Linked DNA regions of Mus musculus: region 1 is linked to region 2. A link is a loop called in an ENCODE intact Hi-C map of the cell type or tissue named here. Cell type or tissue: heart. All regions are shown on one strand. Links, peaks and the distances in the headings refer to the core of each region. The heading gives the core; the rest is flanking DNA. Region 1 holds the start of Ugdh (UDP-glucose dehydrogenase). Region 2 holds the start of Smim14 (small integral membrane protein 14).

What was found. A loop is a pair of places that touch in the nucleus more often than their neighbours do. Peaks named below come from ENCODE experiments on the same cell type or tissue, not always from the same donor. Only the 100,000 strongest peaks of a DNase experiment are listed, where the experiment ranks them.
Region 1: it touches region 2 in a loop (7-fold over the local background); 14 of 42 quality-filtered maps call a loop at or near these places.

Annotation. Positions count from the first base shown.
Region 1 is chr5:65,432,843-65,438,215 of GRCm38, reverse strand. It overlaps Ugdh (UDP-glucose dehydrogenase), which reads left to right and starts at 2,374. Exons shown (of 12, transcript NM_009466.2): 1 at 2,374-2,592. In heart, for the core only: a CTCF peak has its summit at 2,236; a DNase peak (open chromatin) is centred at 2,265; H3K4me3 peaks cover 2,791 bases; H3K27ac peaks cover 2,318 bases.
Region 2 is chr5:65,490,051-65,495,423 of GRCm38, reverse strand. It overlaps Smim14 (small integral membrane protein 14), which reads left to right and starts at 2,541. Exons shown (of 5, transcript NM_133697.4): 1 at 2,541-2,688. In heart, for the core only: a CTCF peak has its summit at 2,913; DNase peaks (open chromatin) are centred at 2,523, 2,893 and 3,303; H3K4me3 peaks cover 2,497 bases; H3K27ac peaks cover 2,367 bases.

The DNA of each region.
Region 1 (5,373 bases), core at 65-5,064, 57 kb after region 2:
GGAATTCATGTAGCTGACCACTAACTGCCCTCTGCCATGCCATATACCAGAGTACACACATGGACATACACATGCACACACACAATTACTGCCTAAAAACTCCAAAACAAACCAAAGCCCTATACATTAAGCCACCCTGTCAGTAACTAAAGGACACTTGTTTATAAAGAGATAAACACAAACAGCCCAAATCCTCACCATCTTGGTATTTGAAAGCATTCTATAACTGTTTACCTACAGGTTATGTGCCTAGGGGACAGAAATAATATGTCTCAGTGTACTGTGAGGGAGAGAATAGCATAACCCACCCCAAATACATATGTACGGATGTATGTATCTTATATGTGTATGTGGACATGAGTACAAGTGCCCTCAAGGACCAGGTGCCTTGAATCCCTTGGAGCTGGAATTACAGGCATACTTTGAAAAGAAACTTTTTTTTTTTTTTTTAAGGCAACTGCTGCCAGGTTTGTAAAATCAGTATTGGAGCCAGGCATGGTGGCGCAAGTCTTTAATCCCAGCACTTGGGAGGCAGAGGCAGGCGGATTTCTGAGTTCGAGGCCAGCCTGGTCTACAAAGTGAGTTTCAGGACAGCCAGGGCTACACAGAGAAACCCTGTCTCGAAAAACAAAAACAACATCAAAGTATGCCTCGTGTCTCTGTGGGTCTCCGGGTCTGGGGTGGTTGTGAGCCTCCTTGAGGCAGGTGCTGGGATCTGAAGAGCAGTCTTCATTATTAACTACTGAGCAGCTATATTTCCAGTCTCAGCACTTGGCTTTTCACTTGCACCCGAGGGACCTGAACATAGACCTCTATGCTTACATAGCAACCGCTTTACCCACTGGGCCTCCTCCTCAGACCTACGGCGTTTGAATGTGCTTCCAACATTTCCTAATTACTTTCCCCCATGAGGTACAGTCAAGCACTTCATAACATCATTTCACGAAGGGCTGACTTCATATAGGGTGGTCCCGGATTATACCGAGTACTGATGTTCCCAGCGAAGTTTGAGTAAGTACATGATGACGTGGCAGAACAAATGTGCCGAACACATTTCTCAGAACATATCACCACCAATGAGGTATTTGTGCCTGGCCTTTTCTCCTTTTTGATTTTTAGGCTTAAGTTGATCTCTAGCAGCAAAAGAAACAGAACAAACCTTCACATTAAAAGTGGGCGTGGCGGTAATCATGATCCCTGGGGGAGGGAGGGCAGAGGGGTCAAGTAAGGGGATCATTGCAAGTAAAAGGCCAGTCTGAACTATATACTGAGTTCCAGATCTGCCACCTCTACACAGAGACCATGTCTCAAAAAACTCCCGTGGGCAGGCTAAATAATTTTGCCTTTTAAAAAAAGTTTATGCATACAGATGTCTGTGTATGTTCGTGCTGGTAGATAGAGCGTGGTCTCCTGGAGCAGGAGTTTTAGGCAGTGTTGAGTCCTCTGATATGGGTCCTGGGGAGTAAACATCTTAGCCCTTTCTCCAGGGGACAGTTTTACTTTCTATGCATTTGTAAGGACTGGGGACAGTTCGGTGGTAGAGTGCTTAGAGTTCAATCTCTAGTAACACACACACACACACACACACACACACACACACACACACACACACACACACACGCAAATTAACACCCACACATATCTACGTTGCATACGCCTTGCTATGCATCATACAGACAACCTCCCTTTTAGAATTTGGCTGGAAAGTTTTCCTGGAAAATACGCCCTCCAGGCGTGGGCGCCCGGGTTCTCTGGCCAAGGACCAACCCGGAGACACTGGTTCAGTCATTATGGAACTCAGCATCGTTTTGACCTGAGGTATCTCCTTCCCAGACCCGGCGCCATCCGGATGGGACGTGACTAAACTCTGGGCAACTGTCTGAAGGGCGCGGCGGACTCAGGGGCTTGAAGAGCTTAGGAGAGCAGGGGAGGCCCTCCATCAGAGTCCAGGGGCCGAGAACGGAGCTCGGGCTCCAGGATAAGGGGAAGAGTCAGAAAGCCGGAAGACCTTTTTCTGTGGGCTCGCTCTCCCCTCCCAGGCCCTATGATCACGGGTGGTTCACTTGGCACGCGCGAACCTTCCTCATGCCAGATTCCAGGGACCCAGAGCGGGGAAGGAGCACAGACAAGGATGACCAACAGGGACCACGACGCCCCTCCCTGCAGCTAGTCAGCCTAGCGGGACCAGCGGCGCACGCAGCCACGCCCAGCGCCGCTCGCTGCGGGCGAGGGCGGAGCCCGTGACTTAGCTGGAGCTGATTCGCCCTGCTCCTCAAGGGGCGTGGTCATACAGTTCGGATCCCGCCCCCTCTGCCGCTCTGGGTCCAGAAGGAAATAGAGGCCTGCCCGGGGGGCCTGGAGCGGAGGGAGGCGGGGCAGCGCGGGGCGGTGGCCGGGTCCAGAGTCCCGGGAGGCTTGGCTGCAGGGGAATGAAGCCTCCGCCTTCCCCGGCAGAAGTATTTAAATACGGCCGCGGGCCGGGGACTCGGGGAGCGGCGGGCGGAGCGGTGGGTAGAGCCTGCGGCTTGGGAGGAAGGCGCTGTCCGAGAGAACGGGATCTGCACGGCCGCTGTGTCCCTGCTTTGGAAGTGGGTAAGCACCGATCCTTTCGGGATGCCCCCTCCTCGCGGCCCAGGTGCGCGCGCGGTCCCGGGTCCGCTCCCCGTTCGCGGCGGGGCTCTCTACTGCACCATCCTGGTCCCCTTTTTCGGGCCCGGCGAGAATCACGTCGTGCGCTTGCAGGAGGTCAGCCGAGCCGAGCTTTTAATTTCGCAACTCGCGCGTCTTCAAGCCAGTTCTTTCCATTTTCCGATTTGAAACCAACGAGATTTTCCCGCCGCTTCAGAAAGCCAAACGCCCTCCCCCCCCCCGCCCCCGAAGGAAAGGGTCCTCTCCGTGGGGCCTAATGGACGCTTCACAGTCCTAAGCTTTGTTGGGGATTAGAGTCTGCTCACCTGGGAGGCTGCTGCTCTCCTCTGGTAGCCCCTAAATGTAGAAAGCAAAGCCCCTTAAAGATGCATCCCTAAGGCATTTATCCTATACTATCCTGGGGGTGTGTGTGGCTCACGCAGTTCATTATTGGCCTCTGGACACATACGCTCGGACGTTATACTTAATGTCAGGGAAGGCCTTTCTTGGGGGCTTCAGAGACCATGTTTTTGTGAGATCTTAAAAATCTTCACGTACTACGCGTAATTGAATAGGGTTGGTTGAGAAAGAGAGGAGGGGCTGGCTGGGAGAGAGTGCATACGTGGGGCACACAGAGGACTAACTGTTCATCCACTCACCTCAAAGGCCAGTCTGGTTTTTTTTTTTTTTTTTTTTTTTCAAATCCCCTAAGAAATGGAGAACAGTAGTCTGGTCTGTTTCTTCTGAGGGGTTCTGGACTTGAAAGAGCTGAGTGTTTCTGCTTGTGAGCTGTGCTTTTTGAGTACTGAGCTAGTCTGAGCTGAATGCTACACAACCCTGGTTTGGAAAATACATCCCGTCCCCTGCCCCCTTCTTTCATCTCTGTATTGCTTTCTCTGCCATAAAATCTCTAGCCACTAGGCATGCTCTATCATTTCTCAAATTTCCACAGCTGTGGATCATTCTCGTTAGACATAAAATTAAGTCTTTCACAATCTTTTTTTTTTGAATCAGGCATCTTTGTAAGTGTGCTTCCAGGAAATGACTGAGGTTGGTGTATCCAGCTGTCTTATCATGTCTGCTGCTTAGTTCTTCAGTAGCTGTGAAGGGGTGGCAGATGGATGCTATTCTATTCAGAGTGCAGTATAGGACATTTGTCGGCTGGTAGTGACATCCTGTAGGTTGAAATGCTTATCTGAATTTATGACACTTTACATGAACAGTATTTTCAGGATGGTGTGGTATGTCGTGGTTCCCGGAATATTTGAGGTGAAGACTCATTTCAGAATGACCTATTCAATAGGCAAACAAGCCCACTTTTCAGTCAACACAGTGAGGGCCAGAGGGTATACAGAAGGAGAAGTAGAATATGGTGAGATGAGCTTACTGGTAAAAACACTTGCCACACAAGCCTTCAGTCAATCCCCAGCACCCACAGTGAAAAGAAAGTCTGGACCCCCAAAAGTGGTCCTCTGACCTCCACCCTTGCCTTGGCCTGCATATCACAAAACAAAACGCGAAAATTAGGAAGAAAACAAACAAACAAAAAACAGAATTAGAAAACATGTATCATAGAAACTGTATTGATAACATTGTATCAAGCTTCATGTTAAAGTTTGGTTTTTTTTTTTTTTTTTTTCTTCGAGACAGGGTTTCTCTTTGTATCCCTGGATGTCCTGGAACTCACTCCATAGACCAGGCTGGCCTGGAACTCAGAAATCCTCCTGCCTCTACCTCCCACTTGCTGGGATTAAAGGTGTGCGCCACCACTGCCTGGCTCATGTTAAAGCTTCCTGAGGATTTTTTTTTTTTTTTGAAACTTCCAAGTAACTTTATTTGCTATGCACTGTGTATCTGTCTCCTTAAGTAATTGCCTTGTATACACTGTACTTTATAAGAAAACTAGCAAGGCCCAGGGTACCAACCCAAAATGAAGACCCAACTCAAGTAGCTGAGTGTGTGGCTCATGCCTATAATCAGTTCCCAGGAGGCTGAGGCAGAAGGATCACCATGAGTTCCTGACCAGCCTTGGCTGCAGACTGAAACCTTAGTGAGAGACAGAAATTGGGTGTGTGTAGAGAAGAGAAGAAGGAAGAGGAGGAAGGAGAAAGAAAACACAAAACTGAGGGGGGAAAAACCCAGATGTATCTAGTTCTCCAGTACAGATGCAGCTGCAGTAGTCAGTAGCAACTACTTAGAGAGAATTCTGAATTCCGGTCTTGAAATAAAGGCAGATAAGAAGTAACTTAAGGACTAGGGGGTGGGACACAGGGGTAGAATGTCTACCTGAGACCTTGGATTTAATCCCCATGCATTATAAAAACAAACCATATTAGAGGTTACTTGGGGGAAAATCTGAGCCTATTCTTAAGGTGGCTAAGGGAGGTAGCGGTCTAATTGTTTCCTGTTAACTATGATTGGCCATCTTAACTACTGCTATGAAACATGAAGTCTGCAATCCCAGAGGCCCAGGGAACAGTTATTAACTCAATACTCAGTGACAGATAGCCATCCTAGGTGTTAAAGGTATGGCAGTGAACAGCAGCTGATACGGAGCACAGCCTTAGCGCTGGAGACATGCCTCAGCTATTAAAGAGACTTTGTTCCTCTTGCATAAGACCTGGGTTCAATTCCAAGCACTCACATTGGTGGCTTACAACCATCTAACCCAGGCACTCAGGCGGTGTACATTAATTCATATTAAATAAATCTAATTTAAAAAAAGATCCATTAGCTTGGGATATA
Region 2 (5,373 bases), core at 293-5,292:
TAGGAATTATACCTCAATAAGGATGTTAAAATACAAAAGAATTCTTAGAAAATTAATTTTCAGTAAATCTGAAATGAATTAGACAACATACATATGCTTAGGTAAAAGAAAAATGAGATAGACGAATATGGTGTCACCTGAAGAAAACAAGATATGTAAAAATAAACAAATATTTTTGTAAAATATTCTTGCATAAGGCAGCAGTGATAACAGCGTAATGTTTGTAACCTATCAAGAGTTGAAGTAAACATTTCTGGGCATGGCAGTGCAAGCCTTTAACCCCAGCCCCTGAAGGCAGAAGCTGGTAGATCTACGTTCCAGGCCACCCTGGTCTACAGAATGAGTCCCAGAACAGGCAGGGCTTCAGAGAGAAACCTTGTCTCAGAAAAAGAAAGAAATGTCAAGAGCATCCAATAGGATGGGAACAATTACAAATGCCATCTTGGGCCCTAGAAAGATGGCTCAGAGTTTGAAAGCAGTGGCTGCTCTTCTAGAGGACCTGGTTTCAATTTCCAGCCCCCACATGGCAGCTCAGCACTGTCTTGTGGCTCCAGTTCCAGGGGGATCCGACACTCTCACACAGACATACATGCAGTCAAAACCAATGCACATAGAAGTAAAAATAAGTTACATATATGTGTATGAAATGCTGTCTTCATAAAGTGCTAGTATTACATGAAAAAGGATAGTGTCACTTGGTTGATGTAGAATCTCTGAAAATATTTCATGCAGACGTCAAAGAAAATAGGTGACTTTAAGGAATAAAGTAAAAATAACGCATACAAGTGGATTACAAGCTGGGAAGTCAGGTTCGTGGTGTATTTGTTTGGCAAGTGGTCGAGACAGGGTTTCTCTGTGTAGCCCTGGCTGTCCTGGAACTCACTTTGTAGACCAGGTTGGCCTCCAACTCAGAAATCTGCCTTGTCTCTGCCTCCCAAGTGCTGGGATTAAAGGCGTGCACCACCACCGCTTTTTGTTTTGTTTTGTTTTTTCAAGACAGGGCTTCTCTGTGTAGCCCTGGCTCTCCTGGAACTCTATGGACCAGGGAGCCTTAAACTCAAGAGTTCCACAGACCTTCCCTTCCTCGTGCTGGGATTAAGGGGATGTGCCATCACTTCCCGGAGCAGTTTTGTTTTTCTCAGCTCAGCCACTGAGAATCATGAAGGTTTCTTTCCTCTGTTTTAAATATGGGATGTTTCTTCATTGAAATTTTGTAGTTACAGTGTGTACCAGGGAAGACAGAGCTCCCCTGCTTGTTTTCGCTGGTCGGGTTTTGTTTTCTTTTCTAACTTGTAACCTTACCAAAGAAAGCAGGCCATACCTCAGTAGAACACGGATTGTGAACCATGTAGCCAAAGACAGACTGTGCAGCACTGTTTTAAAGGGTTTTGTTTTTCTTTTTTTGTTGTCAGATTGTTAAACTATTAGGGAAGAAAATGAAATTCCAAGTGGATGTTTTCTGCCGTTCACTATTTTTTGTCCAGACTTTAGATTCTCAGGATAATTTTTTTCTTGTACTTTCTTATAAAAATATGCTTAGTTTCGTCCAGAGTTCCTCGAGGTCATTGGATACATCTGTAGAATTACGGCTGCCACAGCTGCTTCCAGAGGTGCTCTTTTTGCTTATCAGGCTCCACACTTCAATTTGCTGGTATTTCCCGTCCTTTCTTACATGGGAATTAAGCTGTCTTTGGATTGTTGAAATACTGCTTCCTAACTTCCAAGCCCAAGAATGGTGTGCTGCTACCTCCTTTGGCCACATTCCCTCCTCCACTAGGAGGGCAAACCCATGGCTAGGCTCCCCTCACTTTTAAAAACAAAAAACAAAAAAACCCAGACATATTCTATGCTGCACTGGCTGGGCTCAAATTCACATACTCCCACCCACTCCCCCAGGGTTTCTCAATGCAGCCCTGGCTGTCCTGCAACTCGCTCTGCAAACCAGCCTGTCTCTGCTTCTGCTGTTGAGCCATCACATCCGGCTTCTAACATCTCTCTTTTAAGGTTAAGGTTGAACTTAATTTAGGTCTGTTTTCCAATCCAAAATCCGAACGTCATCAGGATCACTCATCCCTCCCCACCTCCCAGCTGACATGCTTCTGTAATCTTCGAGTTCCGATTTTCACGCGTGCCTGATGATGAACTCCCACCGCCACCTCTGCAGGTAGACCGGGTCTCAGCAGTCATCAATTTGTGCGCGCGCCCCTCCGCCTAAGTATGACTAAACACCGCCGTGGACAGAAGCCATTCCCTCGACAAACAGACAGACACGTCAGATGATCATGACCACGGAAGACAGCACGGAGGCGACGTGGGACAACTTAACAGCCGGGTTGCCCTTCCTTCTCGGTGGAGCAACCCCACCCCGCCACACCGGAACTGCCTCCCCCACGCCGGGCGCGCCCACGCACGTCAGCGCCGGAGCTGCGGGAGCCGCCCCCCTCCGACGCAGGTGGCCCGCGCGACACGCGCATGCTCCCTAGGTAGGGTCACGAGCGGCTCCGGGTGCTACAATCTGTTGCGCCGCCCTCGGGGAGCCCGCAGATCCGGGTCTCGTGGCTAAGAGTGACGTGGTCTATCGAATCCAAACAGAGGGGAGGAGGCCGGCGGCCAGCAGCATCGGCAGCGACAGCGGCGTCCGGAACGCTCCCGGCCGCCACCCTCCCCGCCCGCCGCTGTTTTGGGCGGGTGAGTGTCCCGTCCCCCCCTCTCTCCCCGGCCCACCGCCCTCCTCGGCGACCCTCTTGGCGTCGCCACTTCTGTGGCCGCGCGCACCCGGGGACCGCTGCGGCGGAGCGGGCGCCTTTGGCTGGGCGCTGCACCCGGGGAGCCCGCAGCCGCTGGCCCGGCAGCCTGCAGCTGGGCTGCACAGGCACCCGCAGTCCGGGTGCTTTCACTTTTAGGGCCCCATAGGCGGCGCGGGCGTGCAGGGGGTTAGGGACAGTCACCCCGAAGGCCGGGCGGTGGCGTTTGCCTGGTGGGTTCGATGAAGTCACCCGGACGGGGCCCTTTTGTTGTGGTGTGTTGGTAGCTGCCATCCTAAAAGCCAGAGCTCTTCTTTAGCCTCCATTGTGTTGCGGATTTAAAGGATTCCCCTTTTCTGTTGGTTCAGTTCTGTTGGTTCAGTACGTGGAGCCGGGGCTGACAATGGAGCAGGTAGCAGCACCGTTATCGGAAGGAATGCAGGGCAACAGCCTGGCAATGGTTTGAGATCCGTGTCGCTGCTTAAAGCCGAAGTTTTCCGAAGTGGCTGCTTAAACGTTAGGATTTTAGCCAAGATGATACTTGCTAACTGTAGCGAGGCGGCAGGATGCTTTTAGTTGCCCCAGTTGGAAAAGCCGAGGATGCGGCCTTAGTAATGGAGTGCCCTGGGTTTACAGCTGGAGCGCCTGATGAGCTTCAGGAAGCATTTATACCTGCATGTGTGGAAGACACCCTCCCGATTTTGTGTTGTGGTGTCACTTGGCAGCTATCCGTACCAGAATTGGGAAAAACCTACAGTTTACCAAGGGTTCTAGTCTGGAAACGCTCGCTGCCCTGTGTCTGCTGTGGAGGTTAGGGGAAGCAGCTGCGTGCTCCTGCTTCAGGTGACTCCCTGCTCGCGCAGATTCCTTCAGTGTAGCCGCCCACCCTTTTGCCCTCCGCACTCAGACCAGAAAACCAAGCCTGGATGTTCCATCGTGTTTTCGAAAAGGGACATTTCCCCCTCTCCAAGATACTTATAGTGTTTCTGTGGAAAGCAGCAGGAAGGAACGAGGAAACAGATTGATTGCTGTCCATCAAATCTGGGAAGAAGTCTTAGGAATTTAGACCCCTATCTTTGAAGGGTGTGCCCTTGGGCAGTAACGGACCTCGTATCAAATCTTTTCCTCCTGTGTAGATCATGGATTTTCCCTCTTTTTTTTCTCCCATACTTGGAATCTTGATGATATAGACAAAGGAGAATTTTCTTTTTGCACTTCCCCCTTTTCAGATTTTTTTAAAAAACCCTCACCCTTTTTACTATTCTAAAACAATATTTTTTGTTTTGTGAGATGTTTTTGTAGTGATTGGAGGAGATGTTTATAGAAGTACATGAGGAGGAAAGAATGATAATCGCGTCTCTCCTCTTGCCGGAATGTTAGTTCATATCCTTCAAGATGCTTTTGCAATTGCTTTACAAAAATATGGTATCATACTACATTTGTTATTTACTTATTTATTTTATTTAATGTTAATGGGTATTTTGCCTATATGTATGTTTGTGCACCTTGTGCATTCCTGGGTGCTCAAGGAGGTGGTGGATCCTTGGGATTGAAGTTACAGAGGATTATGAGTGGCTGTGTTGCTGGGAACCAAACCCAGGTCCTCTGGAAGAGTAGTTAGTGCTGTAATCTCAGAGCCACCCCTCGCTGTGGCTTTACATACCGGTACTTTTTTGAGTTATGTATGTATGTATGTATGTATGTACGTATGTATTTGCAGCTATGGCCTATGGACCTTTTAGGGTGAAATTCCACCATGTTGGAAAAGCAGTAGTTATTAAAGCCATGGTGTGGAAAGTTTTCCCCCTATGTCTCTTGGTGATACTGTGAGATTTAGTAAAACAGACACCGAATGGCGTGTAGGCTTACTTGGCTTGTTAAACAATCCAGGCAGCAAGTGCAATGTGGAATGTTACTGAAGTTTTTTGTATCTAATGACTTCACAGGGAAGTTTAGGTTTAACCCTTAGTTATACTGTATTCCACATGCAGGCACCTGTTACCATCCCAGTCCATAAGAGTCTGGAGGAATCTATTTTGCTGCATAGCATACTTAATTACTGTATTAGCTTTGGGGTTTAGGTATGTGCCATCTATTACACATTTTTTGTTGTTTGGTTTTTAACCACTGACTCCAAAGGAGCCTATCCAGAAATGAAATGCCCTCTAAACCCCAACTTCAAAGGCTAAGTATGGTGAAGTAGCCTAAGTCTGCTAATGCCACTTTGGGCTGATGTCTCATAAGCTTCCCTAAGACCTGTAAGTCTCTTTTGTCGTTCATCATCTCCTAAGTAATTCCAGATGGCAAGTACTCTCTGTCACATGGTTTTTTTCTTTAATTTTTACAAATCTTTACAATTTATTTTTTTGTGTATGTCTATATCTAATGTGTATGTGAGTGTGTGTGCGCACATGCCAGAAAAGGGTACTGGATTCCCTAGTGCTAGATCTAAAGTAGTTACGAGTTTATGATCCACCAGGCAAGGGTACTAGGAACCAAACTGGGGTCCTCTCAACAAGAAGCAAGTGCTCTTAATGACTGAGCCATCTCTCCAGCCTTTAATTAAAAGAGATTACAGCACTCAGTGTGCACTCCTTTTCCATCCCTGGTGCTACCGCCCTTGCTAGAC